Regions from separate parts of the Homo sapiens genome. Here all the other regions are linked to region 1. Evidence: chromatin loops called from intact Hi-C (ENCODE). Cell type or tissue: heart left ventricle. All regions are shown on one strand. Each heading gives the region's core, and the rest is flanking DNA. Links, peaks and the distances in the headings are about the cores only.

What was found. Peaks named below come from ENCODE experiments on the same cell type or tissue, not always from the same donor. Only the 100,000 strongest peaks of a DNase experiment are listed, where the experiment ranks them.
Region 2: it touches region 1 in a loop (4-fold over the local background); 5 of 110 quality-filtered maps call a loop at or near these places.
Region 3: a loop joins it to region 1, with 4 times the contacts of the local background. A loop is called at or near these places in 29 of 110 quality-filtered maps.

What each region holds. Positions count from the first base shown.
Region 1 is chr10:97,020,648-97,031,371 of GRCh38, reverse strand. It overlaps SLIT1 (slit guidance ligand 1), which reads left to right. Exons shown (of 37, transcript NM_003061.3): 25 at 544-615; 26 at 9,959-10,122. Among named protein-coding and RNA genes, the nearest start is that of SLIT1-AS1, 77 kb to the left of the region's middle. RefSeq lists enhancers at 1-189, 9,632-10,465. In heart left ventricle, for the core only: a CTCF peak has its summit at 5,542; no DNase peak of the experiment used is centred there; H3K27ac peaks cover 1,329 bases.
Region 2 is chr10:96,782,638-96,793,361 of GRCh38, reverse strand. No RefSeq gene overlaps it. Among named protein-coding and RNA genes, the nearest start is that of MIR607, 41 kb to the left of the region's middle. In heart left ventricle, for the core only: no CTCF peak of the experiment used is centred there; no DNase peak of the experiment used is centred there.
Region 3 is chr10:96,910,828-96,921,551 of GRCh38, reverse strand. The region is part of intron 4 of LCOR (ligand dependent nuclear receptor corepressor); the gene reads right to left. It also overlaps the pseudogene HMGN2P35. Among named protein-coding and RNA genes, the nearest start is that of LCOR, 84 kb to the right of the region's middle. In heart left ventricle, for the core only: no CTCF peak of the experiment used is centred there; no DNase peak of the experiment used is centred there; H3K27ac peaks cover 1,555 bases.

The DNA of each region.
Region 1 (10,724 bases), core at 2,824-7,823:
TAGGGGCGGGACATCCAAAATAAGGTGGCCCTTCATTTGCATGTGAGACTTCTGTTCAGATTAAAGAATGTTTGTTTGCAAGAGATTTGTGAACCTCTTCTGTGAGTTCTCACTGTGAGGTTTTTGCCCTGGGATCAAAGCCCTCAGTCCATCCATTATGATGGCCTCAGTCAGCCCACCAGGGGCAAGGTGACATTCTCCCAGCCCTAACCTGTGGCTGTCCTTCTTAACTTCCTAAGAAGAAGCGCCTCCCCCCTTAGGGTCCTCCACGAAAAGAGGGAGGGCTCTGGGTGCACGGGTCCTGTTTGTAATGTAAACACAGTGTTTCAGTCCTCCGAAGGGCTTGGGGACAGGGCCGTCTGCCTGGAGGATTTCTTCCCTGTGGCCAGCTGAGCTAGGGGCCATCTCCTTCAGGTCACTGACTGAGAGGCCTAGAGGGAAGGCACGGCCTGTCCCCTCTCTGCAGAGGGCTGGGCCTCTCCCTCCAGCAGGTCTCCCATCTCTGTCCCTGGATAAGGCACCAGCAGCCTCTTCCCTTCTCAGGTCTCTCCACGGCAATGACATCTCCACCCTCCAAGAGGGCATCTTTGCAGACGTGACCTCCCTGTCTCACCTGTGAGTACCCTAGCCCCTTTCTCTGGGCCTCTTTGGATTTCAACAGGACTTGGTTTCTGAGAAGATCCCACCTCCTGAGATTGTCAGAGTTTGTTGCTTTTACTCTGAAATTAAGCTTGGGAACTTCCCACGTGCACCTTCTGGGACTCTTATATGTCCAGTGGTTCATCAGCCACAGCAATAGAGTAGAAGAACAGTTCCTCGCAAGCGGTAGTGAAGGTTGTCATGACCATTGATCGATTGCTGTGCACTTCGCCTGCCTCAGCTAATGTGCGCCTCACAGTTATCCTACAACATAGGTGCTGTGGTTCTCATCTTTCACACCGGGAAATGGATGGAGAAAAAGTGGGATGCTTGCCCAAAGCTGCACAGCTGCAGGGTGGTGAGGTTTCTGACTCCTAGGCCAGTGCTCTTAAGCGCTCCACTAGTACTGTGCCTCCGACTTCACACAGTGCAGGATAAGCTCTGGAAATTTACTGCCTCCAATAGGTGCTGTAATTCAATGTAGAATTACTTCCAAAACCATTTAGCTAGCAGTGCTATGAGAATTCCTTAAAAGCAGTGGGCTTGATTCCTCAAAAATCTCAACATAGGATTACTGTATAACCCAGCAATCCACTCTAAGAGGTATATCCAGAAGAATGGAAAGCAGGGACTCAAACAGATGTGTGTACACCAATGTTCACTGCAGCATTTTACATAATAACCCCGAACTGGAAACAGCCTATGTCCACAGATGATAAACAAAACGTACTACATACATACAATGGGGTATTGGCCATAAAAATGATGAAGTTCCGATGCGTGCTATGACATGGATGAATCTTGAAGGCATTATGTTAGGTGAAATAAGCCAGACACAAGAGGACGAATATTGTATGATTCAGTATATATGAGGTACCTAGAACAGTCAAATTCATAGAGACAAAAAGTAGAATGGTGGATGCCAGGAGCTGGAGGCAGGGGCCATGGGGAGTTGGTGTTTAATGAGCACAGAGTTCTTTTGGGGTGATGAAAATGTTTTGGAAATAGGTAGTGGTGATATTGTACAACACTGTGAATACAATCAATGTGACTGAATTGTACACTTAAAATGTTGAAAGTGGCAAATTTCATGTGATATATATATTTTGCCATATAAAAAACAGACGAAATCAAAAAGCACTGGACTGTGACAGGGCCATCCTAATTCTGGAGGTTGGGCTGGGCACTGAGCAGGCACATTCTCTCCTGGCATCTCTTGGCATTACTGGCTGAGGCAGGATAGGAGAACTGTGGCCACGTGGACTCTGCCTGGCACCTCAGGTGCAACTGTCTCCTTTTGCTGTCAGCCCCATCCTCAAGCCCTAAAAGGGGCCTGGTGGGCAGGCATACCCAGGTTGGAGAGCCTTTTGGGGCCCCAAGCCACTCTTCTTGAAGTTCATTCACTCATCAGTCTCGCTAGATTTTCTCTAAGACTCACCTTTTCTACATTTTAAACTCTAAAACCAGAGTGTATATTTAATATGGTAATGTTCCCCACCCTTCAGAAAGCATGTTAAATCAGCGGTGCATCAAACAATCTTAGACTTCAGGAGATAAAATAGTAACAGGTGTTGCCCTTTGAGGGTCTGCCTGAGTCAAATACTATACTCTGTGCCTCATCTACAAGGTCTTGATTACCCCATGATTGAACCGGGAAGTGCGTTTTATGTTATGAGCCAGCTCCACATGATTGGCAGGAACTGTCTTGAGGACCGCACTGAAGATTCCAGGGCTGGACCTGGACTCAGTGGGAGGGGTGCTGTGATTGATTTGTAATGTCTGCCATGGAAGTGGGAGGGGTAAGGGGCTCTGCCTCAGGTGGTAGGATTTGATTTATTATTTCCATTTTACAGTCCTAGGTTCTAAAAATTTAGGCAGCTTCCCTAGGATTTGAATTTAGGTGTGTCTGATTCCAAAGCTCGCTATTTATTCTTTACTCTATTGCCTTAATAAATACATCCTGGGTAACCAGAGTGACTCTAGTGCTGAAGAATTTACTAACACAAGGTTTCTGCCCACTGTGACCATTTGGGATCTTATAAAGAGAATTCAAAGGAAGCAGTGACTAACTCTGGGCAAGTCCAAGGGGCTTCACAGAGGAGGTACCATTTATGCTGTCATTGGAAAGGAACTAGGAGTTGGCCAGTTGGAGAAAGTGAGGAAGGGAATTCTAGGAAGAGGGAACAGCATGTGCAAAGGCATGAACATGAAAAAATGGGATGTTCAAGGATGCTGCGTTGTCCAGCATAGGATAAAGGGTGTTTGGTTGGGGCAGGAATGTGGGGTGGGAGGAGATTAATCTGGAAAGGGACATTGGAATTCTGTTGTGAAGGACCATTTGTGCCTGCTAGGGAGTTTGCACTTCATTGTGTAAAGAAAGGGAATTGTGGGGAACTGAGTTTCAGGAAACTCCTGGAAAGCCCATGGTGACATACAGAGGGTGAGTGGGGTGGGAGGAGGCAGGAGTGAGCCCTGCTGGAGGTGGTGCCTCTGGACATAGGCCAGGTTGGGACAGTGTTGTTTATTGTTCCTACTGACTTGAATTCACAGGGGCTTGTTTCCATCTGTGTTGGGTAATTTTTGGTTGCATGCTCATTTTTGCTGACATGTCTTTAGGAACTCTGAAGAGCTAAGTTGGAGATGCTCCTCTCCAGAGTGCATTTGTGCTTGTCTCTGCTGGGCACCAAGGGCTGCTGCTACCCTGGGACCACATAGCTTTTGTTGCATACACCTGGGCATAGCCGAGTGTCCACTTTCACTGTCCACCTTAGCCTTTTCAGCATCTAGTCTACATTTTACACCTTTGCATTTCCGCCCCCCCTTAATGTATCTCTTGTACTCGGGGTTCAACTGTGCAGATGTGCAGTTGGCTACCTTTTCTCCTTCCTCATGAGAACCAAATAACACCTGAGTACATCTTGTCTCCAGCTCAAAATCTAGAGGTTTTGTTTTTCAAATGAGAGGTGAACAAACAACATATGTTTTAAGCAAACCAAAAAAACCAAAGCTGCAAAAACAAATGTTGAGCCTATACCCATCTATAAATTAAGACTTTCTTTAGGAGAACAGTGATATCAGGCCAGAAGCCAGATCTAGTTTATAAGAAATAAACCAATAAGTAAAGATCAGGTTAGCAGTACTTGTAGAAAGTGGCATCAGTTTTACTGATTAGATGTGTTTATTAATTGCACCTAAGCTTAATTTCTCTACGAAACAGCATCTGTGTGAAAGAAACCTTCAGTTGTTATCAAGAAAGCTTGTGGATAAACTCTGCCCTTTATACCCAGGGTTTAAGATGGAAACAGGCAGCAGCCTGGAAGATGTGTGTGTACTTATATTCATGTGTTTGCACATATGCACATGCAGTATTGATGGGATATATGTCATGTACACACATACAGTGGTTGTCGCCTCTGTGCTTAAGACCTGCAACTCTTCCAGAAAGAATATTGAGCACTTATAAGGAATTGAAGAACGGTAAAAGGATGACATAGACCCACTACATTCACTCCGGGCTTCGTGAAAGCTGTATGCAATTTGAAGGGAGGCCCTCGCACACGGCTCTATGACAAGTGACAATCGAGGGTTAGCCAGGAGTTACCATCCAGTGTTCCTGGTTCCTGAAGGTGCTGATGTTACTGAGAAGCCCTGCTCCTGATCTGACTCTGGCCAGGGCCTCTCCTGTCCACTCGCAGTGTGGAGGAGGGGTGTGTGGAAGAGGGGAAGTCTTCCTATTTAAAACCCTTGAACTCTAGACTAATCAGGACTTGGGGCTTTAGGTTCTTGTTCTGCCATCAACTTGCAATGGGCTTTCAGACAATTTATTCTTCTCTTGAGGCCTATTTTCTTACCTACACGAAGATGATTTCTAAGGTCTCACATGGTTCACACATGCTGTAATGATTGTGAGCACTCTTTACTGTGCTGGACTTCAATACCCTGCACAATCCTCTGCTGCTATTTACTTTGCAGTTAACTCATCTTCCATTCAGCCAGCCAGCCATCAGCAAATATCTACTATGCACCAGGTCCCAGGCTAGGGTTCCCCAATGTCTGTCTTCATTGCTATACTCTGGCATTTTGTTGCCTCTCATTTGCTGTAGGCTGGAAAGCTAGATGTCCAAATGCATTAAGAATTTGGCATGAAAGGAAATATGGAAGGATTAAGTAAATTATGGCATGCCCATATGACAGAATAGCAAGTACTTAATAATGATGATAAAGACAACACATTTATTTATTTATTTATTTATTTATTTATTTATTTAGAGACGGAGTTTCGCTCTTATCGCCCAGGCTGGAGTGCAGTGGTGAGATCTCGGCTCACTGCAACCTCCGCCTCCCGGGTTCAACCAATTCTCCTGCCTCAGCCTCCTGAGTAGCTGGGATTATAGGCACCTGCCACTATGCCTGGCTAAGTTTTGTATTTTTAGTAGAGATGGGGTTTCGCCATGTTGGCCAGGCTGGTCTCAAACTCCTGACCTCAGGTGATCCACCCGCCTCAGCCTCCCAAAGTGTTGAGATTACAGGCATAAGCCACCGTGCCCGGCCAACACTATACCTTATTATTTGATGAAAACCTAGAATAAAGTAGACTGTACACTCTGATGTACAAACATATACACAGGAAATGGAAGGGAATACACTAAAATCAAATCAGTTGCATTTATGGGATGATAGGTGGTTCTTTTCTTTTTGAATTTCCTTTGCACTAAGATGTTGTGCTTTTCTCATGCTTTTAGACAGGCATTCATTCATTCACCAGACATTGACTGGTGCCTGCTAGTGCCTGACACAGCTGGGGATTTAGTGGTTTCTGCCCTCAAATGCAGCAGGAGACAGTGATGCGCACAGATAGATCGCCTAGGAGTGGGATGGATGATTCTGTGACTTGTAAGACAGCCAGGGGGCGCTATTTCAGTCCAGGTTACGCAAATAGGAGCTGGGTAGGGCCTTGGCATGAACAGATCAAATAGCTACTGTTTCAACTATTTCCATATTATGCCAGAGATCAACAACACAGGGTTATTTTTACTTTGGCTGGGGTATAAACCTGAATCCACAGTCCTTTTGGATTGGCGTGGCCTGGCTGCGGTGTCTGCCTCCCCAACCCCTGACCACCAAATACATCTCAGTCGGGCCTTGGCTCTGCACTCCCCACTGAGTTCACAGGAGTTTTCGTCAGGAGAAATAGTCCCCAGATGAATGCAAACTACAAGTACTACCGAAGAGAGGGCAAGGCAGTCCTCAGCCCCGAAAATCCAGCCTTTGGATAAATGAAAGCTTGTAATGTTGAATTCAGGTGTGGCTCAGAGTCTATTCAGTATAGAAACAAGGAAAAGCAAGTGTGGGCCAATCCAGAATTTATATTTTTGAATAGCTTTAGACGTGACTTTGTACCCATATTTTTTGTTGTTGTCGTTTTTTGTTTTTTTGTTTTTGTTTTTTGAGACGGCTGGTGTGGCATGAGCCACAAGTTGCCCAGGCTGGAGTTCAGTGGTCCGATCTCAGCTCACTGCAACCTCTGCCTCCTGGGTTCAAGCGATGCTCCTGCCTCAGCCTCCTGAGTGGAGTAGCTGGGATTACAGGCGCCTGTCACCATGCCCAACTAATTTTTGTATTTTTAATAGAGACAAGGTTTCACCATGTTGGCCAGGCTGGTCTTGAACTCCTGACCTCAGGTGATCTGCCTGCCTCAGCCTCCCAAAGTGCTGGGACTACAGGCGTGAGCCATCGCTCCTGGCCTGCACCCATATTTTTTTTATGATGGAGAGAGGGGAAGGAGCACTTACATCTCAGGTGTCACTTTGCTGACATTTATGGAGGGACCGTAAGCCACGCCGTGGGCCCTCTCTTTCACAGGGCCTCAGATTTCATCTTTTTGGCATTTTTCTCTAAATGAGCTACAGGACTGAAATAAAGCATTCCCAATCATCTTTCAACTTGTGGCTCATTGCCAGGCCACACTCCTTATCATGTGCTATAAAAAATACTTAGAAATACATTGTGTATTTATCTTTCGAATAACATACTTATGTGACATCACACTTTTTGTTAGTATAAAAATACTAATCTGGTGAGTGTAAACATTTTAAATATACCACCATTTAAAAATTCCTGTTATCTTAAAAAGTCTTTGTTTTTCTAAACACACTGGAACTTCAGAAAAAAATCACCCATCCCGTTAGCCAGGATGGATGCTGTCAGCAAATAAGGAAAGAAAAAAATGAAACACATGCCGAGGTCGAACCTGCTCTCTTTTCTGAGCTGTGTTGTTCCCTCAGCACCTCTTTTAGGTCATGCGTGCTTGTCTGTCTTCTCCCTCTAGGTTGCAGGCTCTTTATTGAAACATGAAGTGACCCCCAGATATATTAAGGGAGCCACTCAAGGTCGCCCAGGCACGGGGCAGCTGCATGGGGGCCGGAGTCCAGGTCTTGTTCAGCCTGCTTTATAAGATTGTGAATCATCAGCTGAGCTATTTTGGGGAATTCCTGTTCAGAGCCACTGCTGCTTTAATCAGGTTGTACAGGTCTCAAGGGTAACTGCTTCCTCTGTCCTGCCCAGAAACAGGTGGAAAATGGCAAGGCATCCATTGGTTATTTAGTAAATGTGCCCATTCTCATTCACGTTATTTAGCCTTATATTTTCAAAATAATGTTGATATCAATGAACTTTAGGCATAAGGCATTCATATTTGCTGAGTCAGAGAACTCTGGCCCACTTTTCCTTCCCTCGCTCCCTCCCTCCCTCCTTTCCTTCCTTCCTCTCTCTCTCTTTTCTTTTTTCTTTTTCCACTGAGTTTCAGTCTTGTCGCCCAGGCTGGAGTGCCATAGCATGATCTCAGCTCACTGCAACCTCCCCCTCCCGGGTTAAGTGATTGTCCTGCCTCAGCCTTCCGAGTAGCTGGGGCTACAGGCATGTGCCACCACACCCGGCTAATTTTTGTACTTTTAGTAGAGATGGGGTTTCACCATTTTGGCCAGGCTGGTCTCGAACTCCTGACCTGAGGTGATCTGCCTGCCTCGGCCTCCCACAGTGCTGCGATTACAGGAATGAGCTACCTCACCCGGCCGGAATTCTGGCTCTTTCTTACCCTAAAATCCATGTCTTGTCCATCTCTAAGTCTCTCATGTGGTTTAGTGGAGAGATTCTGAGCTTGCCCATCAGATTGGTAAGAAACAAAGGGGTTGGCAGTATGTTGGTGCAGGCGTGAGAGCAGGCCCAGCCTTGTACTGATGGCCAGTGTAAGTGGATACAACCTTTGCAGTTGGGGGCGGGCTATTAGCATATTACACGTGCTTCCTCTGACCCCCAAATCCTACTTCTAGGCATCTGTTCTAGAGAAATTCTCACACCACACAAAAAGGAGCCAGGTGCAGTGGCTCAAACCTGTAACCTCAGCACTTTTGGAGGCTGAGGTGGACGGATCACTTGAGGCCAGGAGTTTGAGACCAGACTGGCCAACTTGGCGACACCTCCATCTCTACTAAAAATACAAAAAAAAAAAAAAAAAAATTAGGTGGGCGTGGTAGTGTACGCTGTAATCCCAGCTACTCAGGAGGCTAAGGTACAAGAATCACTGGAACCTGGGAAGCAGAGGTTGCGGTGAGCTGAGATCGTACCACTGCACTGCAGCCTGGGCCACAGAGTGAGACCCTGTCTCATAAAAAAAAAAAAAGAGGCACGTATGAGTATTCACTGCCATTGGAAAGAACCAGAATGTCCAGCAACAGGGACGCTGTCCACTGTGCCATGGGATATCCACTCTGGGATATTGCGGAACAGTTGGACACAATGAGATAGATGCTTATATGCTGACCAGGAAGATTCCCAAGACGTGCTGTTTAGTGACAAGGAGCAAGCTGCTCAGTAGTGATGTGATTTGTAAGGAGGAACCACGTGTGTACGTGTGGGAAAGGCCTGGAAGGCTACACGCCTGAGCATGGTGACCCTGTGACTGTGTGCCCCTTTGTGGAGGGCAGTGACAGTGGGGTGTAGACTTTTGTTTTTCGTAATGTGAATGTATCACAATTTATATAACCACTCCCCATTGATGAACATGGGGTTTCCAGTCTTTCCATTACAAATAGGCCCATTGCACAGATGTCTTTATGTGTGCCTACAGGTAAACGCCCAGAAACAATGGCTGGATCAGAAGGCAATTGCATAAGTCATATGATAAGTGTCACACAATTCCCCTCCACAGGCGCTCTACTATTTTGCACCCCCATCAGTAACACAGGAATGTGCCTTCAAAAAAATTGAGGTGAAATTCACATAATACCAAATTAAGCATTTTTTAAAAAGTGTGCAACTCGGTGGCATTTAATCATTCACAGTGTTGTGCAGGGCAGACACTTGCTTTGTCTGCAATGCTTGAAAGTGGCTGACAATGAGAATGCATTCATGTGTTCTGTTTAATTAAAAATGCAAAGAAAAATAAAAGAGCATGGGCTTCGGAGGCAGACAGCGGCACATCTGGATCCAGGGGCTGCCCTTAGCTAGTTGTGTGACCCCAGGGAAATTACTTATTCCATGGGAGGCTCGGTGCCCACATCTTTGAGATGGAGAGGAGAAAACTTGCACAGTGGGGCTGATGAGATGATTCGGTGCCCAAACACAGGAAAAGCAGCTGTCTCATTGCAGCAGTCGATGTGGGTTGCTTTCTCCCCATGCACACTGGAGGCAGTGCATTCGTAGGCTCTGGCCCCAACAGCATGGCCCCAACAGCTTCCCGTTTCTCTGTGTGATCTTAGGCAAATTCCTCAGCCTTTTTGAGCCTCGGTTTCTGCACATGTAAAATGAGAATAGTAGCGTGTGGTGATGACTAAGTGAGACAATGCATATGCAGTGCTTAAAACAGCACTGGCAGCCAGGCACGGTGGCTCACGCCTGTAATCCCAGCACTTTGGGAGGCTGAGGTGAGTGGATAACCTGAGTTTAGGAGTTCAAGACCAGCCTGGTCAATATGGTGAAACCCCGTCTCTACTAAAAATACAAAAATTAGCTGTGCATGGCGGTGTGTGTCTGTAATCCCAGATACTTGGGAGTATGAGACAGGAGAATTGCTTAAACCTGGGAGGCAGAGGTTGCAGTGAGCTGATATTACGCCACTGCACTCCAGCCTGGGCGACAGAGCGACACTCCATCTCAAAAAAAGAAAAAAAAAAAAAAGCAGCACTGACTATACAGTAAATGCTCATGAAATGGAGGCTAAGATTTTTGCCAGCCCCTGGTGCAGTGCCTGGGACTCTAGGTTCCCAGTGGGCGAGGGACCCCATGAAGCTGTAATGCCTGCTTCTCTCTGCTTTCTGCTCAGGGCCATTGGTGCCAACCCCCTATACTGTGACTGCCACCTCCGCTGGCTGTCCAGCTGGGTGAAGACTGGCTACAAGGAACCGGGCATTGCTCGTTGTGCTGGGCCCCAGGACATGGAGGGCAAGCTGCTCCTCACCACGCCTGCCAAGAAGTTTGAATGCCAAGGTGAGCCTAGGAGCACAGCCTCCTGCTGCTGGGGGCTCACAGAACTTGCCCAACACTGCAGGGCCTTCCTAACATGCCTGCGTCCCTGTGGTGACCGCTGGGCGGGGGGTCAGGGGACAGGAACAAGGCACCTGCGGCTTGATGGCTGCCTTCCAATCCTGACATATCATGGACAAAAAGAGCCAGGCAGAAAAATCCCAGGCCGTCAGGGCCGTAATCCCTCCCTGTGGTTACATAAGGAAAATAAAAATAGCAGCAGTGTTTCTGGAAGCTCCAAGCCTCGCAGCAGAGCATGCGCTCAGACCTCCCTTTGGTAGGAATTGTGTTCAGCAGTTAACTTAGACCTCTCTCAGTCCCTGGTGGAGCAAGGGTCCCAGCAGCCACTCTCCCGACATTTACAGAAATACAGAGCTGGAGTGTCACTGGAGGCTGGTTCCGGCTTTGCCCCGGGACCCTCCACTGTGGGCATTTGTAAATACTCATTCAGGGATTGAGTGACTGACAGCTCAAGCCCCAGAAGCCCTGCTGAGCACAGACAGGTGGCTGAGTGGCCGCCGGGGCCGGGCTTTATGTGCAGGGGTACAGCGGGGGGAGGACACTGG
Region 2 (10,724 bases), core at 3,796-8,795, 240 kb after region 1:
TTTTTTTGAGATGAAGTCTTGCTCTGTCACCCAGGCTGGTGTGCAGTGGCACGATCTTGGGTCACTGCACCCTCCACCTCCCAGGTTCAAGCAGTTCTCTGCCTCAGTCTCCCAAGTAGCTGAGATTACAGGCACCTGCCACCAGACCCGGCTAATTTTTTTGTATTTTTAATAGAGATGGGGTTTCGCCATCTTGGCCAGGTTGGTCTTGAACTCCTGACCTTGTGATCCACTTGCTTTGGCCTCCCAAAGTGCTGGGATTACAGGCATGAGCCACTGCGCCCGGCCATTTGATGCTCTTGACAAACTACGAAGGCGTATATTGTTAGGATTTCCATTTTACATATAAAATTCAATCTTTGTGCAGTTAGGCAACTAGCCCAAGAATGTAAGTGAAATTGACTACAGTTTTGCATTATAGGAAAAAGATTTTTGAATGGCAAGGAATTGCAAGAGTTGAGACAGTCCAAAGTGTCACATCCAACTTGTAAAATAAGGTATTGAAAAGCATCTTACAAGTTTAGCAAAATCAATAGGCTTAACCCCAAATTCTGCAGATTAAGGAAATCTTGGATAACCTTAGCCATAGAAAATCAGTTGCTTCTCAGGTTATTGCTGCTCACAGTGCCATCAATTCATCCTTGTTCTGAAGTGTAAAGATCTGAAAAAAGATCTTACCAACCATTTGCAAGGTTGGACATTGGAGGCTACACCATCAGTTATTAATCTTGGACTGGACTCCTTATCTCTTAGATGGGGTAGACAATAGCATAAAACAGCCTGAAATAAGAAAGTGTCAGAGACCATCCTTCCAAACTGTAAAGGGCTGAAAAGTATTATTTTTAACATTCTAGGCCAGGCATGGTGGCTCACACCTGTAATCCCAGCACTTCAGGAAGCTGAGGTGGGAGGAATGCTTGAGTCCACAAATTTAAGACCAGCCTGGGCAACAGAGAGAGACCTTGTCTCTACAAAATACAAAATTTTAAACCATAAAATCCTAGCCAGTATGGTAGTACACACCTGTGGTCCTGGCTACTCAGGAGGCTGAGGTAGGAGGATCGCTTGGGTTGGGAAGATTGAGGCTACAGTGAGCTGATCATGCCACTGCACTCCAGCCTGGGTGACAAAGTGAAACCCTGTCAAGGAAGAAAAGAAAGAAAGAAAGAGAGGGAGAGGGAGGGGGAGGGGGAGGGGGAGAGGAAGGAAAGAAAGAAAGAAAGGAAGGAAGGAAGGAAAGAGGGAGAGGGAGGGAGGGAGGAAGGATGGAAGGAAGGAGACAGAAAGAGAGAAAGAAAGGGAAAGAGAAAGAAAGGAAGGAAGGAAGGAAGGAAAGAGGGAGAGGGAGGGAGGAAGGATGGAAGGAAGAGAGAAAGAAAGGGAAAGAGAAAGAAAGAAAGAAAAGAAAAAAAGATAAAGGGTCAGAGAAACTCTATCTTCTAATCTTGCTGAGGCAAAGTCAGGATGTTTCGGGAAAAAAAAGGAAAACTTCACTATGCAAGTAATACAAATACATCCTAAATACACACAAAAATTATTTTACAGTGCCATGAGTCTGATGATAGGTTAAAGTTTAGACAAAGCTAAATATAACCATCATTACTTAAGAAATACATATTTTCCTATGATTTCCTGAATCCTTATCTTTACTTTGTTTCCCTTTCCTGGCCAACTTTCCCAAGACATCCTCAGGGTCTGATAGGAAGTGCCTCCTTCCAGGAAAGGCTGGCTACCTGATGTGAATCTTGAGCCTAATAGGTGAGAAAGCAATTCTCCCATACAGAACCACCTACACCTCAGGTGCCCTGGGTTCCCAGAATCTCACTGTTGTAGTTTCTCTTCCAAGACAGGTTTATGTGTGGTTGACTGAACCTCTTTGTAAGACACCATAAGTGCAGGATGAGCATCTAATAAGGGTGGTGGACTCTTTTGACCAACGGATCTGGGGTCCATTTGTTAGTATCTATGATAGGAACATGTATGTGCTCAGGACTTAATCATTCTAGTGGATATGATTACAGGAGACAAAATCACAGGGGTCAAGGTGGAATGAGCACAAAAGGAGTTCGATGTTCTTTTGGAAGTTATTCTTTTAAACTCTAGTATGGTAACCAGAGGAATTGTTCTCTTCTATTCGAAAATATATTTCTACTGAATTTGGCACTGGCCATCTCAAATCAGTACTGTATATTCTTTCCTCTGAGAACTACTGACAAAACACTGGCAAATTATTTATGTCCAGCTCTTTATCCCCCTACTCCATGCAAACCAAAATCTACCTTTACCAAATATCAGCTCTACTATATGCTACAATTCATTTAAAAACTCCTCACCTATATTTTCATGTTAGACCTAGATTGTGATTTCTTTAAGAACATTAAGAATATTTTTTCTCCTCAAAAATATTTACTCTCAGGCCGGGCATGGTGGCTCACGCCTGTAATCCCAGCACTCTGGGGGCCAAGATGGGCAGACAGCTTGAATTTGAGACCAGCCTGGCCAATATGGTGAGACCCATCTCTACCAAAAATACAAAAATTAGCTGGGCGTGGTGGTGCGTGGCTGTAATCCCAGCTACTTGGGAAGCTGAGGCACGAGAATTGCTTGAACCCGGGAGGCAGAGGTTGCAGTGAGCTGAGATCACATCACTGCACTCCAAGCTGGGTGACAGAGCAAGACTGTTAAAAAAAAAATTACTGCTCTTAAAATTGGCTGATCTTAGGAATTCTGGAGAATTTTGATTTAGCAAGCCCGAAAACACCTGTCCATAGAAACTGAAGCTCTGGCCAGGCACCGTGGCTCATGGCTGTTATCCTAGCACTTTGGGAGGCTGAGGTGGGAGGATCACTTGAGCCCAGGAGTTTGAAACCAGCCTGGGCAACATAGAGAGTCTCCATCTCTGTAAATTAAATTAAATTAAATTAAAATTTAAAAGAAAATAAAGAGGAAAAGAGAAAAGAAAGAAGGAAGGAAGGAAGGAAAGAGAGAGAAAGAGAAAGGAAAGGAAATGAAAGGAAAAGAAAGAGGCCAGGCGTGGTGGCTCATGCCTGTAATCCCAGCACTTTGGGAGGCAGAAGCAGGCAGATCACCTGAGGTCAGGAGTTCGAGACCAGCCTGGCCAACATGGTGAAACTCCGTCTCTACTAAAAATACAAAAATTAGCTGGGCATGGTGGTGGGCACCTGTAATTCCAGCTACTCAGGAGGCTGAGGAAGGAGAATTGCTTGAACGCGGGAGGTGAAGGTTACAGTGAGCCAAGATTGCGCTATTGCACTCCAGCCTGGGGAACAAGAGGGAAACTCCGTCTCAAAAAAAAAGAAAGAAGGGAAGAAAGGGAGAGAGAAAGAGAGAGAGAGAAAGGAAGGGAGGAAGGAAGGAAGAAGAGGAGGGGAAGGAAGGAGGGAGGGAGGGAGAGAAGGAGGGAAGGAAGGAGGGAGGGAGCGAGAGAAGGAGGGAAGGAGGGAGGGAGGGAAGGAGAGACTTTAGCTGGGGCAGGGGTATTTTACCAGAACTAGCCCAGTAGTGCACAGTGCCACCTAGTAGTGAGCCTGCACCAGAGGGACCTTCCTTCTGGAAAGTGTGTGACTGCAGAGAAGGGGCTGGACCACAACAGGGTAAAACACTCCCTTGGGTGAGCTATGACAAAGTTTAGCAGCAGATGCTACACATTTACATCCTCTCCGGTTTCTGAGGTCTTGCCTCTCTTAGCTTACAGTTTCCTCTTCTGTACAATAAGGGCAGCCAGGTGAACATGAGGTTCCCTTTCTGGACTGTTTCTTTATAGGGATCAAAATCCCCCTCTAAAGCTTCCCCTCATACTTCCTTTTTTTCTAGCTGCAAGTAAAGAAGATAATAAAATGAAAGTCTTTATTATGAAATGAAAATTTTGTTCTTTGTTCAGGTTGTAGAAGAATGCTTAGGTGTAAGATTTATTTGGCAGAAGTATAAATTGCATTTGGACTGCAAAATTAGGTTCTAGAACACGCAACATACTTAGAAAACAATATGAGAGGCTGGGCACAGTGGCTCTTGCCTGTAATCCCAGCACTTTCGGAGGCCAAGGTGGGCAGATGGCCTGAGGTCAGGAGTTTGAGACCAGCCTGGCCAACATGGTGAAACCCTATCTCTACTGAAAATACAAAAAAGCCAGGCTTGGAGGCAGGCGCCTGTAATCCCAGCTACTCGGGAGGCTCAGGCAGGAGAATCGCTTGAACCAGGGAGGTGGAGGTTGCAGTGAGTGGAGATCATTCCACTGCACCCCAGCCTGGGCAACAGAGCGAGACTGTCTCAAAACAACAACAACAAAACCAATATGAGAATGTTACATTTTTCTTTTCTAAATTGTGAAAACCACATTACAGAGTATTTGGAAAACAGAAGAAGGAACACTACTTCTAACTTCTATCACCGACATTGTGAACATGCTTCCACTTGCTTTTTTTTTTTTTTTTTTTTTTGAGACGGAGTCTTGTTCTGTCGCTGTGTCGCCCAGGCTGGAATGATGCAATGGTGTGAACTCTGCTTACCACAACCTCCACCTCCCGGGTTCAAGCGATTCTCCTGCCTCAGCCTCCCAAGTAGCTGGGATTACAGGCACACGTTACCACACCTGGTTAATTTTTGTATTTTTAGTAGAGATGGGGTTTCACCACGTTGGCCAGGCTGGTCTTGAACTCCTGACCTCAGGCGATCCACCTGCCTCAGCCTTTCAAACTGCTGGGATTACAGGCGTGAGCCACCACCGCACCCGGCAATTTTTGTGTTTTTAGTAGAGACGGTTTTGCCATGTTGCCCAGGCTGACCTCAAACTCCTGGGCTCAAGTGATCTACCTGTTTTGGACTCCCAAAGTGCTGGGATTACAGGCATGAGCCACCACACCTGGCCTGCTTATATTTCTTTCTATATATTTTTATCCCTATCCTTTGCCCATTTTATGAGCTTGTTTATATATTTCTTTCTTATTAATTTGAAGCATATATATATAGATCATATATATAGATCATAGTTAGATCATATATATAGAGAGATAGATAGATCATATATATATGATCTGCCCGCCTCGGCCTCCCAAAGTGCTGGAATTACAGGCGTGAGCCACTGTGCCTGGCCCAGTTATTTATATTTTAATAATATTTACACTTGGTTACATCTTGCAAATATTATCTTCCAGTCTATAATTTATCTTTTGGCTTTGTTTTTTAAAAAGTGTATTTTTGCTGAGTGCTGTGGCTCATGCCTATAATCCCAACACTTTGGGAGGCTGAGGCAGGTGAATCGCTTGAGGACAGTAGTTCAAGACCAGTCTGGCCAACACAGTGAAGCCCATCTCTACTAAAAATAAATACAAAAAAATTAGCAGGGCGTGGTGGTGCATGCCTGAAATACCAGCTACTCGGGAGGCTGAGGCACTACTCAGGTTGGCTCTCTATCTAGAAGAAAACAAAGTTAGCACTTTGCCTCATATGACTCACACTATAAATAGTAAACCCCACAGAGATTGAAAATACCAATACAAAAAAATAAAACTGCTAAAATAGCAGAAAATAAAAGAGAATATTTGTTTTGCTTAACCTCTGTTAACAAAGACTGTGCCAGGTGCCGTGGCTCACACATATAATCCCAGCACTTTGAGGCCAAATGACTTATTTAACATGAACATACCCTTTGATCCAGTAATCCTACTTCTAGAAATGTACTTTATAGAAATAAAAGCACTGGTATATAACAATTTATATGTAAGGATGTGCATTACATAATTTCTTTTATAACAGCCAAAAAATCTGGAATCACCATTAATGTATACAGGGAATGTTTTAATAAATTATGGCAAATCCATAGTAAAAAATATTATGAAGTTATTTAAAAGAATGCTATAGATTTCTACATACATTGACTTAGAAAAATGTTCAGCACTGGCCGGGTCTGGTGGCTCGTGCCTGTAATCCCAGCACTTTGTGTGGGGGTGATCAGACCCAACACCAGGTCATGGGGGTGACACATTCCGACCAAGTCAAAGGAATGAGAAAAACGCATTGAGAGAGAAAGCGGGACCAGGGGGCCATTGCGAGTGTGGAGGCTGCAAAGGCCTCGTGCTCTGGGAGCCCACGCTACTTATTGGTGCTCAAACAAAGAAACAGGTGGTGAGGATGTGGGGGTTGAAAAGAAACAGTGTATCAAGTGAATGAGAAACATATGGCTGCTTGAGATAACGGGAGCGCTAGAAGCAAGGAGCCAGCAAGTCTAGCAGACATGCAAGCCCTGCCTCAGCTTCTCTCCCAACACTCAGCTTTTCTCCCAACACTTTGGGAGGCTGAGGTGGGTGGATCACCCTGAGGTCAGTAGTTCAAGACCAGCCTAGCCAACATGGTGAAACCCCGTCTCTACTAAAAATACAAAAATTAGCCGGGCAAGGTGGTGAGAGCCTATAATCCCAACTACTCAGGAGGCTGAGGCAGGAGAATTGCTTGAACCCAGGAGGTGGAGGTTGCAGTGAGCCAAGATTGTGCCACTGCACTCTAGCCTGGGCGACAGATCAAGATTCCGTCAAAAAAAAAAAAAAAACCAAAACCAAACAAACAAAAAAACCTCATATTTCTGTATATGGATAGAAAAAAAATTAAAAGTTATGCCTCATAAGGTTATCATTAGTTTCCTCAACGAGAGGGAATTGGAAGGAGGTTGAAAGGTAGGAAGTGAAGATTATGAATTTTTATTTTACAGATATGTATTTTTTGAAATGCAGTGTCAAGAAAGAAATCACATTACTAACTGGTTAATTATCCAAAAAGTAGACAAATTGTTTAGCCTATGGGAGGGGAGGTAGAAGGATCAATACCCATGTTTTTCCACTTTGGAAGGCCAAGGGAGGTGGATCACTTGAGGCCAGGAGTTTGAGACCAGCCTGGCTGACATGGTGAAACCTAGTCTCTACTGAAAAATAATAATAAAAAAATTATTCAGGAGTGGTGGCAGGCGCCTGTAATCTCAGCTACCCGGGAGGCTAAGGCAGGAGAATCTCTTGAACTCGGGAGGCAGAGGTTGCAGTGAGCCGAGATCACGCCACTGCACTCCAGCCTGGGTGACAGAGCAAGATCCTGTCTAAAAAACAAACAAACAAACAAACAAAAAACGTTTTTCCATCAAGAAGGCCAAAGGGAGGATAATGACCTCATACATCAACAGGTTGGTAGATTTGATAGTCTTGTATGCTGTCAGGGTAGAAGTAGAAGCAGTGGACAGGAATTTCAGGAGGGCTAATTTTAGCACAATATGATGTAAGTTTCTAATCACCAGAAGTTATCAAAAACTGAAGCATCTGTTATATGGAGTTCGAGTTTTCCATTGCTAGAAATATTCAAGCTGGGGCTAGGTGACCATCTGTCATGTATGCAGTGAAATAAATGTCTAAATTTGACTGGAGACTGCACTAGATGATTTTGAACAACCTCCCAATGCTAGAATTCTATGATTTTAATACCTGGAAAAACTTCATTAAAAAATAGTAGTGTAATGGCTGGGCAGAGTGGCTCATGCCTATAATCTCAGCACTTTGGGAAGCCAAGGGGGGTGGATCACCTGAGGTCAGGAGTTTGAGACCAGCCTGGCCAACACGGTGAAATCCCATCTCTACTAAAAATACAAAAATTAGCCGGGTCTGGTGGCTTGTGCCTGGAGTCCCAGCTACTCAGGAGGCTGAGGCAGGAGAATAGCTTGAACCCAGGAGGTAGAGATTGCAGTGAGCCGAGATCATGCTACTGCGTTCCAGCATGGGCAACAGAGCAAGACTCCATCTCAAGAAAAAAAAAAAAATTAACTGGGCATGGTGGTGCATGCCCTCGGAGGCAGAGGTTGCGGTGAGCTGAGATTGTGCTGCTGTACTCCAGCCTGGGCTACAGAGCGAGACTCCGTCTAAAGAGAGAAAAAAAAAAATAGCAGTGTAAATGAAGGGCCTGAAGAATCAGAAAGGACATATACAATATACAAAGTCATCAAATATGTAAAGGGAATTATTATATGATAGATGTGACATTTTGAAGAAGCAAGGAAAAGATTGATAATTCAGTAAATAATGATAAGACAAATTGAATTATGGAGAATATAAAATTAGTTTTCTTCCTCATTCTTTACCAACATGTTTTTTATGAATCAAAGTTTTACTTGTTAAAAAGATTGAACTATTAAAAATTGAGTCCAAAAATAATGGCTGCACTGTTTTTATTATCCAGGAGTTGGAAGCCATTTTGAAGGAATATATTAAATCCAGAGGCCACCATTTAAATAACTGGAAAATTTGACTCACAAAAAATGTTTCTATTGAAAAGAATACTATTGAAGTCAAAAGATGCACAGCAAAATTATATATATATATATATTTAAAGAGATGGGGTCTCACTATGTTGCCCAGGCTGGTCTCAAACTCCTGGCCTCAAGCATTCCTCCTGTCTTGACCTCTCAAAGTGCTGGTATTATATCAAGTGAACCACTGCATCCTGCCTGAATATTTGTAAGAACTACTTTCCTTAATATGGAAAGAGTTCTTAAAAATCAATAATTTAGGATGGGTGTGGTGGCTTATGCCTGTACTCCTAGCACTTTGGGAAGCCAAGGTGGGCTGACTGCTTGAGCCCAGGAGTTCGATAACTGCCTGGGCAATATGGTGAAACCCCATCTCTACACACAATACAAAAAGTAGCTGGGCATGGTGGAGCATGCCCGCAGTCCCAGCTACTCAGGGGGACTGAGGTGAGAGGATCGCTTGAGCCCGAGAGATCAAGGCTGCAGTAAGCCATAATTGCATCACTGCACTCCAGCTGGGGTGACAGAGTGATACCCTGTCTCAAAAAAAATTAAAATTAAAAATTAAATAATTTAAAGATAAATACCCTAACAACAAAATGGGCAAAGCCCATGAACAGGTAAATCATATTGAGAAATATTGACCTTTACATACCTGAAAAGATGGTTAGTCTCATTCATAGTGAATTCCACTTTTCCATCAATAAGATTGACAAGTATTAAAAAGTTTGATAATGCAAAGTATTGCCACGAAGATATAGAGAAATAGGCAATCTCATACCTTGTAAGTAGAAGTGTAAATTAGCACAATATTTTGGAGAGTAATTTGATATTATTGTAACTTTTCAATGCATATACCGTTTTGTCCAACATTTTAATTCTAAGGATTTATCATATAGCTTTATACTTTTGTGAGGGTATCTGTGAAAAAAATGTGATAGGAATAATAGCTTCTATTTATTAGACCTCTACTACGTATGAGGTGCTGTATTATTAAAAATAATATATATAGGCCAGGTGCGGTGGCTCACGCCTGTAATCCCAGCACTTTGGGAGGCCAAGGCAGGTGGATCACCTGAGGTCGGGAGTTCAAGAGCAGCCTGACCAATGTGGAGAAACCCCATCTCTACTAAAAATACAAAATTAGCTGGGTGTGGTGGCACATGCTTGTAATCCCAGCTACTTGGGAGGCTGAAGCAGGAGAATTGCTTGAACCTGGGAGGCAGAGGTTACAGTGAGCCGAGATCTCTGCCTCAAATAATAATAATAATAATAAATATGTATATGTTTTTTTTTTTTTGAGACAGGGTCTTACTCTGTTGCCCAGGCTAGAGTGCAGTGGCACAATCTCGGCTCACTGCAAGCTCCGCCTCCCAGGCTCAAGTGATTCTCCCGCCTCAGCCTCCCGTGTAGCTGGGATTACAAATGTGTGCCACCATGCACAGCTAATTTTTGTAATTTTTGGTAGAGATGAGGTTTCACCATGTAGGCCAGACTGGTCTCAAACTCCTGACCTCAAGGGATCCTCCCGCCTCACCCTCCTAAAGTGCTGATATTACAGGTGTGAGCCACTGCGCCAGGCCAGAAGTATACTTTATAAGGCTCTTATACTATACATGAAAACGTATCTCATTTTAAGAAAAACTGTGATAGGTAAAAGATATATACTATAAAACCTAAAGCAACTTTTAAAATAAAAAAATAGCAAATAAGCAAATAAAATACCTTGGAATCATAACAAATATTTATTTAATGCAAAAAAAAGGGCAAGGGAAAAAAGTGAAAATAAGAGACAGATGAGGAAAAAAGAAATGCAAATAGCAAGATAACAGATTTAAACTTAACCGTATCACTAATCACCTTCAATATAAATAGTTTCAACTAGGGGTCAGTGAACTGTAGCTCGAAACCAAATCATGGCTGTTTCCTGGTTTGTTTGCTTGTTTGCTTGTTTTTTGAGACAGAGTCTCACTCTGTTGCCCAGGTTGGAATGCAGTAGCATGAATATGGCTCACTGTAGCCTCGATCTCCCAGGCCCAAGTGATCCTCCCACTTCAGCTTCCCAGGTACAATTTTTTTTTGTATTTTTTTGTAGAGTCTGATCTCAAACTCCTGGGTTCAAGTGATTCTCCTGCTTTGGCCTCACCAAATTACTGGGATTACAGTCATGAGCCACCATACCCCGCCATCTGTTGCCTGTTTTTGCGGTGCTCATGAACTAAAAGCAGTTTTTACATTTTTTAATGGTAAATTTTTTTCTATAACTGACTATATAATTGCTTCAATTTTGCCTCTTGTCCCACAAAGCCTAAAATATTTACTCAATATTTTGAGTAAGATATTTACTCAATATTTTGAGTAAGATATTTACTCAATATTTTGAGTAAGATATTTACTCAATATTTTGAGTAAGATATTTACTCAATAT
Region 3 (10,724 bases), core at 2,125-7,124, 110 kb after region 1:
ATGCGGAGGTTGTGGTGAGCCAAGATTGTGCCACTGTACTCCAGCCTGGGAGATAGAGCGAAACTCCGTCTCCAAAAAATAAAAATTAAAATTAAATAAAGAATGAAGCTGGATCCTTGCCGTACACCGTATATAAAAATTTACTCAAAATAGATTGAAGACCTAATTGTAAGAGCTAAAACTATAAAACTTTTAGAAGAAAACAGGGTTCGGAAAGCTTCACGACACTGGATCTGGCAATGATTTTCTGTATACAACTCCAAAAGAACAGACAACAAAAGTAAAAATAGATAAATTGAATTAAATCAAATTTTTAAATTTTGTGCATCAAAGGACACAACAGAGTGAAAAAATAAATTATAAAATGGGAGATAATTTGCAAATTATATATCTGATATGGGGTTAATATTAAGAACATATAGGCTGGGGGTGGTGGCTCACACCTGTAATCCCAGCACTTTGGGAGGCCAAGGAGGAAGGACAGCATGAGCCTAGGAGTTCTAGGATTCTAAGAGTTCTTGAGTCTAGGAGTTCAAGACCAGCCTGGGCAACATGACAAGGCCCCATCTCCACAAAAAATTTAAAAATTAGCCAGGTGTGGTGGCAAGTGCCTGTGGTCTCAGCTGCTTGGGAGGCTGAGGCAGGAGGATTACATGTGCCCGGGAGGTCACGGCTGCAGCAAGCAGTGTTTGCACCATTGTACTCCAGCCTGGGCAACAGAGTAACATCCTGTCTCCCGCCCACCACCCCCCCACCGCGCGTGTGTGTGTGTGTGTGTGTGTGTGTGTGTGTGTGTGTGTATACATATATACACATATATATGAACATATATACATATATACACACATATATGAACATATATACACATATATGAATATATACATATATACATATATACACATATATACACATATATGAATGTACATACATATATACACATATATGAATATACATACATATATACACATATATATGAATATACATACATATATACACATATATATGAATATACATACATATATACACATATATCTGAATATACATACATATATACACATATATATGAATATACATATATATACACATATATGAATATACATATATATACACATATATACACATATATATGAATATATATACATATATACACATATATACACATATATATATGAATGAAGAACTACAATTTAACAAGAAACAACCGAATTCAAAAATGGGCAAAGAACTTGAACAAGACATTTCTTTAAACATGATATACAAATGACCAACAATCACATGAAAAGCTGTTCAGCACTATGAATCACTAGGGAACTGCAAACCAAAACCACAACGAGATACTACTTCACGTTCATTAGCATGGCTACTATTAAAAAAAAAAATACACCCACGGAAGAAAACAAATGAGGGCAACAATGCGGAAAAATTGGAACCCTTTAGCCTTGCTGGTAGCACTGTAAAATGATGCAGCTGATGTGGCAAAGTCTGATAATTTCTCAAAAACTTAAAAACAGGATTACCATATGATCCAACAATTCCATTTCTAGGTATACACAAAAAAGAACTGAAAGCAGGATCTCAAAGAGGTATCTGTATACCCATGTTCATAGCAGAATTATTTATAACAGCTAAGAGGTGAAAGCAAACCAAGGGTCCACTGATGGATGGATGAACAAAATGGGATATATACATAAGTGGAATATTGTTCTGCTTTAAAAAGGAAGGAATTCTGACACATACAACAATATAGAAAAACATAAGGACACTATCTTAGGCAATACAAGTCAGTCACAAAACGACAAATACTATATGATTCTACTTATATATCTGGAATAAGCAAACTCATTGAGACAAAAAGTAGAACAGTGGTTGCCAGGGGCTAAAGAGAGGAGGAAATGGGAGAGTTACTGTTTAATGGACAAAGAGTTTCCATTTTACAAGATGAAGAGAGTTCTGGAGACTGGTTGCACAACAATGCAAGTACTTAACTACTCATCTTGTACACCTAAATATGGTTAAGATAGTAAATGTTATGTATATTTTACCGTAATTTAAAAAAATAAAAAGATACAATCCATGAAGAAAATGCAAATAATTTCAAAAAAGATGGAGACCTAATAAAAGGGGAAGGGGGGAAGAGAAGCAGAACAAATACAAGCTTTCATAATTGAGGGGAAAGAACAAAGAAAGTCTAATGTGCAAATACCAGTTCATAAGAAAGGAAAGAAAAAAGTGAGACCTACACTCATGGGCAGAAAGAAAGAAAATACTGACTCTATTAAGACATTCAAATGAAACACTGAGGCTCTATGGAACTCTAACCCTAATTTTTATATAAGTAGGCATATTCTAAACTTACTCAGATCACTGATTAATTCTAAGAATCTCCTTAAGCAAGCTATCGAAAACAGATTTTCAGAGAATCATATAATTTTACAGTTGAAAGGTACCTCAATGTGTATACATTTCAACTGCCTCATGGTTTTTACACTGACAAAATATAAAATACAAAAATAAGATTTTGTTTAATATCTAGACTTCAGTAGTTTTTTATACTTAACGCACTGCTAGAGATAACGAAATCTTATTACTTTTCTTGAAACTTTACCTTTTTTGTTGCTGATGTAACTAGAAAACTTTGAGCAGTGCTGCAGATGAGAGAAGTACAGTTACTACGGCCTATTCCACCTTACTATTGTGTTAAACAATGCTTTCATATCTAACAGTTTCTCACCAGTCACTGCTCTCACTGTGAGGGCAAAGTCAGTTGGCCACGGTTCTTATATTCAGGCATTCATGCCTGATTTAATTCCTACCAACTGTAACTCCTGAAGTTACACTGACTGTATTCTAATTCCAGTAGGAATCTCCTACCAATGTCCAGTAACTAATACCTTGTTGGTTCTCTTACAATCTTGCCTTTTCCAACTGTTCCCTCCTTTTAATTTCTTCATCTCAGCTTCTTCTATGAGTATAGTACTTAAGCTTCTCCCTTTAGCTCTCAAAATCTTTACTTAAATCCTTTGCCTATTCTTCTATGGTGCTGTTTTCATCATTCCTTTCACTGACAACTTTTCAAGCCAGTAGCGTGTATTCATTTCTTAACTCCCACCAACACCCACATATTCATCAATGCTGTCAGACTTATAGTCTGTCCCTCACAACCAGAATTCTTGAGAACCTATTCTCTCAAAGCCCATTGTAGTATGTTTGGAGGGTACTTGCTCAACCCATCTGAGGTCCATTCTGGGAAATGGTACAGGAGTCCACATTAGTTTGACAAACATGACAACCCATCCCCCCTGTCATTATAGAGTATGGGGCCAGGAAGACAACTGATGCAAAATGGGTAACTCATTTATTTTATGACTCTATCTTATTTTTAATCTGATTCTTACTTCCTAAAATGAAGGTCTTCTATAAAACTCAGTATTTTGTGCTTTACTCCTTAGAAACTTCGTTTGCTCAAATAATCCAATCATGTTTTCAGAAACCCTCTCCAATATATCTTCACCCCAGACCTTTTATTTCAACTCATTTCCCACAACCCTGTCTACTGGACACTTCCAATTAAATGTTCACTCTCACCTCAAAATGCTTTGAGCTATCTCCATTCTCTCCTCATAAAACTGGCCACTGCACCAAAACTTTCCCTTCTCTCTTCTTGACTTCTAATTGACTTTTAATTTCATGCCAAGCCATCTGGGATGGAAGCCTAACGTCAGTATCACTTTCCTCTCCCTTATTTATATATTTACGTAATCACTAAGCTTCGACAACTCTTTATTCCAGATTCTCTACGCACATCTCTTCCTTATGCATCTTCACAGCCATGACTCTAGAACAGTTTCATTTTGTGAATTATTATAAGACCCTCCCATAATTTTCTCGCTGTAAATCCTTCTGTACTACATCCTAAAAACAATTACCAAACCAACCACTCTAAAACACACACAGATCCTTTTAAAGTTCAGTTTGAGTTCTAACTTCTAGATTAAGCAACTCCAGTGTCATCTACTGCACCTCTCAAACTGCTACAGTACTTATATTTTCTTGTATTAGCTACTATCTCTAAAATACTACATATGGGAATGAGCATGGGATTTTACTTTTAATGTTCCCTGCATATATGAGAATTCTGGTTCTGGATGCACAGCATGGATGATTTAAAACTCCTTATAGATTACAAGTCTAATTGCTTTTGCCACTCATAGTTTCCCCAATATTCCACAAGCCAAGAGGGGACCAGGTCTTTTACTTCTCTGTTATCTTCTCTGGCCAAACACAGAACCACACATTTAATAAACCTGCCAAATGATTAGTCTATTCATTGACTCTGACCACATAAAACTGAACAGAGCAGTCACCAATTAATGATTTCTCCTTGCCTGTGTTTTTTGCAAACAACTCTACGAACTGGGAGACAAAAAATAAACTCTTTGATATTTCATGGAATCTCTTACTGAGCACTGATTCATATCAAGCAGTTTTAATCCTAAATAATCTATACCAAACGTCTCTGGAAATTTAACAAGGTTAGACCCAGCAATTTAGATTTGTACAATTAACTGAGCACCTAATTAACACGTATTAATTTGTGATATCTATTTCACTCTGCATTCTATTAAATCTCACATAGAGGCTGGGCACAGTGGCTCACGCCTGTAATCCCAGCACTTTGGGAAGCCAAGGCAGGCAGATCACTTGAGGTCAGGAGTTCAAGACCAGCCCGACCAACATGGTGAAACCCCATCTCTACTAAAAATACAAAAATTAGCTGGGTGGGGTGGCGTGCGCCTGTAGTCCCAGCTACTCAGGAGGTTGAGGCACGAGAATTGCTTGAACCCAGGAGGTGAGGGTTGCAGCGAGCTGAGATCGTGCCACCGTACTCCAGCTTGGGAGACAGAGCAAGACTCCGTCTCAAAAAAATAAATAATCATATATATAGATATATATATATATATATAGCCTTTAAATATCTCATATGTGTTTCTTTCTCACTCTTGATAGAAACTATATTGAAATTTTTTCTTCCATAGTTCCTTTTATATCACAGGTAAATACTTATTGATTTGTAGTATTCTGGTGTAAGATGACAGGCAAGTCACATTGAGCAGGTTTGAATATGCCCAAAGTATTCAACATAAATACATGTTGAAGAATACAATATAAAAGTAACAACTAGATTTATCATCTGCTTGCTGTTAATATAAACTTTCAAGGGGGCCGGGTGTGGTGGCTCACGCCTGTAATCCCAGCACTTTGGGAGGCCGAGGTGGGCGGATCACGAGGTCAGGAGACTGAGACCATCCTGGCTAACAAGGTGAAACCCCATCTCTACTAAAAATACAAAAAGTTAGACGGGAGTGGTGGCGGGCACCTGTAGTCCCAGCTACTCAGGAGGCTGAGGCAGGAGAATTGGGTGAACCCGGGAGGCGGAGCTTGCAGTGAGCCCAGATTGCGCCACTGCACTCCAGCCTGGGCAACAGAACGAGACTCCGTCTCTAAATAAATAAATAAATAAATGAATAAATAAAAACTTTCAATGGGAACAGTGTGAAGAAGAGGTGAGAATGACCCTTGGACTACCAAAGGCCACGCACCACTGCATCCTGCGCCTAGCACCTACATCCTGCCGCCGTCGCTGCCAATATGCCTAGAGAAAGGCTGAAGGGGATGCTAAAGGAGATAATGCCAAGTTAAAGGACTAACCACAGAGAAGATCTGCAAGGTTGTCTGCTAACCCTGCTCCTCCAAAGCCAGAGCCCAAGCTTCAAAAGGGCCCTGCAAAGGAGGGAGAGAAGGTACCCAAAGGGAAAAAGGAAAAAGCTGATGCTGGCAAGGAGGTGAATAACCCTGTAGAAAATGGGAAATGCCAAATCAGACCAGGCACAGAAAGCTGAAGGTGCTGCAGATGCCGAGTGAAGTGTGTGCATTTTTGATAACTGTGTACTTCTGGTGACTGTATAGTTTGAAATTCTATTTTTTACCAAGTTTCATAAAAATGCAGAATTTTGTTTTATTTATTTATTTAGGAGACGGAGTCTCACTCTCTCCCCAGGCTGGAGTGCAGTGGCGCAATCTCGGCTGACTGCAACCTCCGCCTCCTGGGTTCAAGTGATTCTCCTGCCTCAGCCTCCCAAGTAGCTGGGACTACAGGCGCACGTCACCACGCCTGGCTAATTTTTTTGTATTTTTAGTAGAGACACGGTTTTACCATGTTGGCCAGGATGGTCTCGATCTCTTCACCTTGTGATCTGTCTGCCTCGGCCTCCCAAAGTGCTGGGATTACAGGCGTGCACCTCCGTGCCCGGCTTATTTACTTACATATTTTTAAAAGCTATGCTGTGAGCACACAGAATACTTCATTGTCGTTTTTGGGGGAAGGGGCATAGGTCACTAATAGAATGTCTCCGAAGCCAGACTGTTGTGGGGAAAACACCTTTCCCTCCTAGTTTTGAGAGACTTCCTCTTGGCTTCCAGGAAGTGGGATTCCCTGACTTTGATACACGTGGGCACCATGGCACAAAAGCCTTGTGGTATAGAAAAACAAATGCATCTTTATGTCTTCTTCTCCCTTTCCACCTTTCAACACAGACTTAACTCCCTTAAATCCAGACATCTGTTGGGACCTGACCCCCAATAATTGGTTACCAGTGTGTCAAGCAATCTGGACTTCCCAGTGATGCACTGAGATGGCACCCCTCAAAAGAGCAGTGGTTCCATTTCTAGATAGTGGATCTTCAGATAAATACTGCCATTTTCATTTCACTTCCTTAAAGTCAGGGTCAGCTCTTGAAAATTTGTCAACCCTCACTCTAAACTTTACCCATTCAGAGCATTAGATAAAGACTTCATTCGGTTTTATAGTGGCTTTCTGATTTTTGGTAGTCCACTGAAGAAGGGAGTTTGAAAGTTCTTCTATACTGTTAACAACTGTCTGCCCATGTCCTGCTTTTAAATACTACAATTGTTTATCGAAAGTATCTTTAATAAAGATGGATACAGTTTGGCTTTGGGAAAACAAAAAACTTTCAATGTATTAAAATAGCAATAAAGGCCAGGCGCGGTGGCTCGCGCCTGTAATCCCAGCACTTTGGGAGGCCGAGGCAGGCGCATCACCTGAGGTCAGGAGTTCGAGACCAGCCTGACCAACATGGTGAAACCCCATCTCTACTAAAAATACCAAATTAGCCAGGTGTGGTGGTGGACACCTGTAATCCCAGCTACTCAGGGGGGCTAAGGCAGGAGAATCGCTTGAATCTGGGAGGTGGAGGTTGCAGTGACCCAAGATGGCGCCACTGTACTCTAGCCTGGGCAACAAGAGCGAGGCTCCGTCTCAAAATAAAATAAAATAGCAATAAAACTAAAATGTTAAAGGGATATAACCAAACAATGCATATTCACGAATTGGAAGAAATTAAGAAACATTCAGCAAAATATGCTGATACAATGAAAAAGATCTAGTTACATGACTCCTGAGCTAGCTGGGCACTGAAAGGTATCTATTATCTGGCTCCAACCATATCACTGGTTACTTCCAAAAATAAATGCCCTGTTCCAACCAGGATGTGCCCTTTCATCTCTGCTCATCCAGACTTATATATTCTTCAAAAACACAGATCAAGTTCTAACTTCTTTTTTTTTTTTTTCCAGACAGTCTGTGTGTGTCGCCCAGGCATGATCTCGGCTCACTGCAACCTCCAGCTCCTAGGTTCAAACGATTCTCGTGCCTCTCAAGTAGCTGGAATTACAGGCATGGGCCACCACAGTCAGCTAAAATTTTTGTATTTTCAGTAGAGATGGGGTTTTGCCATGTTGGCCAGGCTGGTCTCAAACTCCTGGCCCCAAGTGATCTGCCTGCCTGAGGCCTTCCAAAGTGCTGGGATTACAGGTGTGAGCCACTGCACCCAACCTCAAGTTCTAACTTCTTGAAACACTCTCCTAATATGCCAATCAAATACTAAACTTACTTTAGTCTTAAACCTAAGTGCATAAACTAATTTTATATTTTGGTATAACATCCTACTCTCCCATCATCCTTAGTGAATCATCCATGTTATCTGTACTTTACAAACAGCCATCTCTATCCCAGCCATACACAAGAACAGACTGATCACTGAAGCAGTCCGTTTTTAGGAATTAACTACTAAAAGTAATTTCTCATCCTTCCCATCTCTCCCCGACCCTCTCACTACTACTGGATTAGCTCTTCATACTATCAACATATCTGTAATCAAAAAATCTCAGTGGATGGTTTTTCACTGATATATAAAATAACATAGCTACACATGTATTTTAGTAAACATACATGTTTCAAAGCAATGACACTCTAGTACCAAGAGTACATACACCTAGTACCGACACCTTGAATTCTTACACAGTTCTCTGATTAAAAGGAACTAGAGTTTTTTGGAGAAATCCAGGGCCGGGACAGGGAAAGTACATGTTAAGACTGGAACATCTTTTAATGCCAAAAAGTGAAAAAAAAAAAGTGCTTTAAAAAAAAGAAAGATGTCAAAAAGGACACAACAGCCAACTCCAAAGGGCCCTAAATGGCCTAGGATAATTTGAACTGCTAAGTAAACAAGGACTGTAATGAATTATAATCCACAGAATGAAATAAGAATCCATGAATTCGTACTGATATATTAAAACAACAACATAGGGAGAAAAGAGAAGTTCTTCCTTACAGTAGAATTCCAACTCATAAATGTAGAAGAAATTATGGAAATAGAAAATCATTTGGTCAACACCACAGTAATTTTTTTTCAGGCAATGTTCATCAATGGATGCTAAAATTAGTGCATGAAAAACTAGTATAATTAAAAAAAAGAAGATATTTACAAAACCTCAAAGTACCTCCCCCAACAATGTAGCCATTAACTACAAAAAGGAAAAAGAAGGAAAGGAAGGAAGGAAGGAAGGAAGGAAGGAAGGAAGGAAGAAAGGAAGAAAGGAAGATCTTACAGAAAAGAGGCAGACAGCACCTTAACTAAGTGATCAAAGTAAACATCACCACGTGCTTTCTGACATGATGCACGAAGAATGATACAACATCAGTCAGACTGTAATCCTGGACTGGATCTTGGACCAGATAAAGGACACTAGTGGGATAACTGGCAAATTCGCAAAGGTTTGCAGATTATACTATTGTATCATTGTTAATTTCCTGAACTTATAATTGTACTGTGGTTACATAACATGCTAACATTTGGAGAATCTGGTTAAAGAATATACGGGAATTCCTTTTACAATTTTTGCAATTGCTTTATAAGGCTAAAATTAATTTAAAAATTTGAAGCTTAAAGAAAGGTTAAAGAAGGCCGGGTGCAGTGGCTCACACCTGTTATCACACTTTGGGAGGCCGAGGCGGGTGGATTGCCTGAAGTCAGGAGTTTGAGACCATCCTGACCAACATGGTGAAACCCCGCCTCTACTAAAAATACAAAAAAATTAGCTGGGCGTGGTGGCATGTGTCTGTAATAACAGCTACTCGGGAGACTGAGGTAGGGGAACTGCTTGAACCAGGGAGGTGGAGGGTGCAGTGAGCCGAGATCATGCCTCTGTACTGCAGCCTGCGCAACAGTGAGACTCCATCTCACAAAAAAAAAGAAAGAAAGAAAAGAAAAGCCTCATGAATAAGCAGTACACAGAGAATTGTGTATAAATGTAAACACTCAAAACAGCTATTATAATTTTCCAAGTTTATTAAGCTTCCTGACTTCTTAGTCACTCATTTAATAAATATTTTAGAGTGCCTACTTTATGCCCATAAAACAGAAAATGGGAGGAAGGAAAGAAGTAAGCAGGTAACTGAGGCAGTCAGGCAGTCAGTCAGTCAGTCACTCACAGATTCCTAACATAGCTAGAATTGGTCATTTCAAATACACTTTCCCTCTTTCCAACTGAGAAATTTCCAACTGAGGATTCCCTCCCTCTTTCCAACTGAATTCCAAGACCTACTTAATTCTTGCTCTCCACTTTCCATGTTCCTGCTCCTACTGTTATCAAAATGCATCTAAAAACATGGATCAAATCCCAGCTATGTAATTTTGCCCATAACTGAACATCTCTGACCCTTTCCTTTTCTTTATTTATAAAACTAGGATGCCTTTAATCAACTTTATAGGATTGTTTTGAAGATTAAATAGGAGTGGCAGGGCGTGGTGGCTCACGCTGTAATCCCAGCACTCTGGGAGGCTGAGGCGAGTGGATCACTTGAGGTCAGGGGTTCAAGACCAGCCTGGCCAACACGGTAAAACCCTGTCTCTACTAAAAATACAAAACTTAGCTGGGCGTGTTGGTGCACGCCTGTAGTTCCAGCTACTCAGGAGGCTAAGGCATGAGAATCGCTTGAACCCAGGAGGTAGAGGCTGCAGTGAGCCAAGATGACACCACTGCACCCCAGCCTGGGCAACAGAGCAAGACCCTGTCTCAAAAAAAAAAAAAAAAAAAAAAGGGAACATGTAAAAATAACTGGCACATAGTAGATGCTCAGAACATGTTAGTTGCCTTTCCCTTACAATTACATTCTCTAACTTCTGCGCGATCCTGAAGTGCAGTTCAAAAATTTTTACTAATCTCTAGGTGAATCCCTGTTCTACTTCCCAAAGAGGCTACTTCGTATTTTTCACCTACGTGTTTTTAAAGGTAAATATAAATAATGTATTTGCTTTATCCATTCTACAGAGTTAGTATTTACTGAAAATCCAACTAGCTAAAAG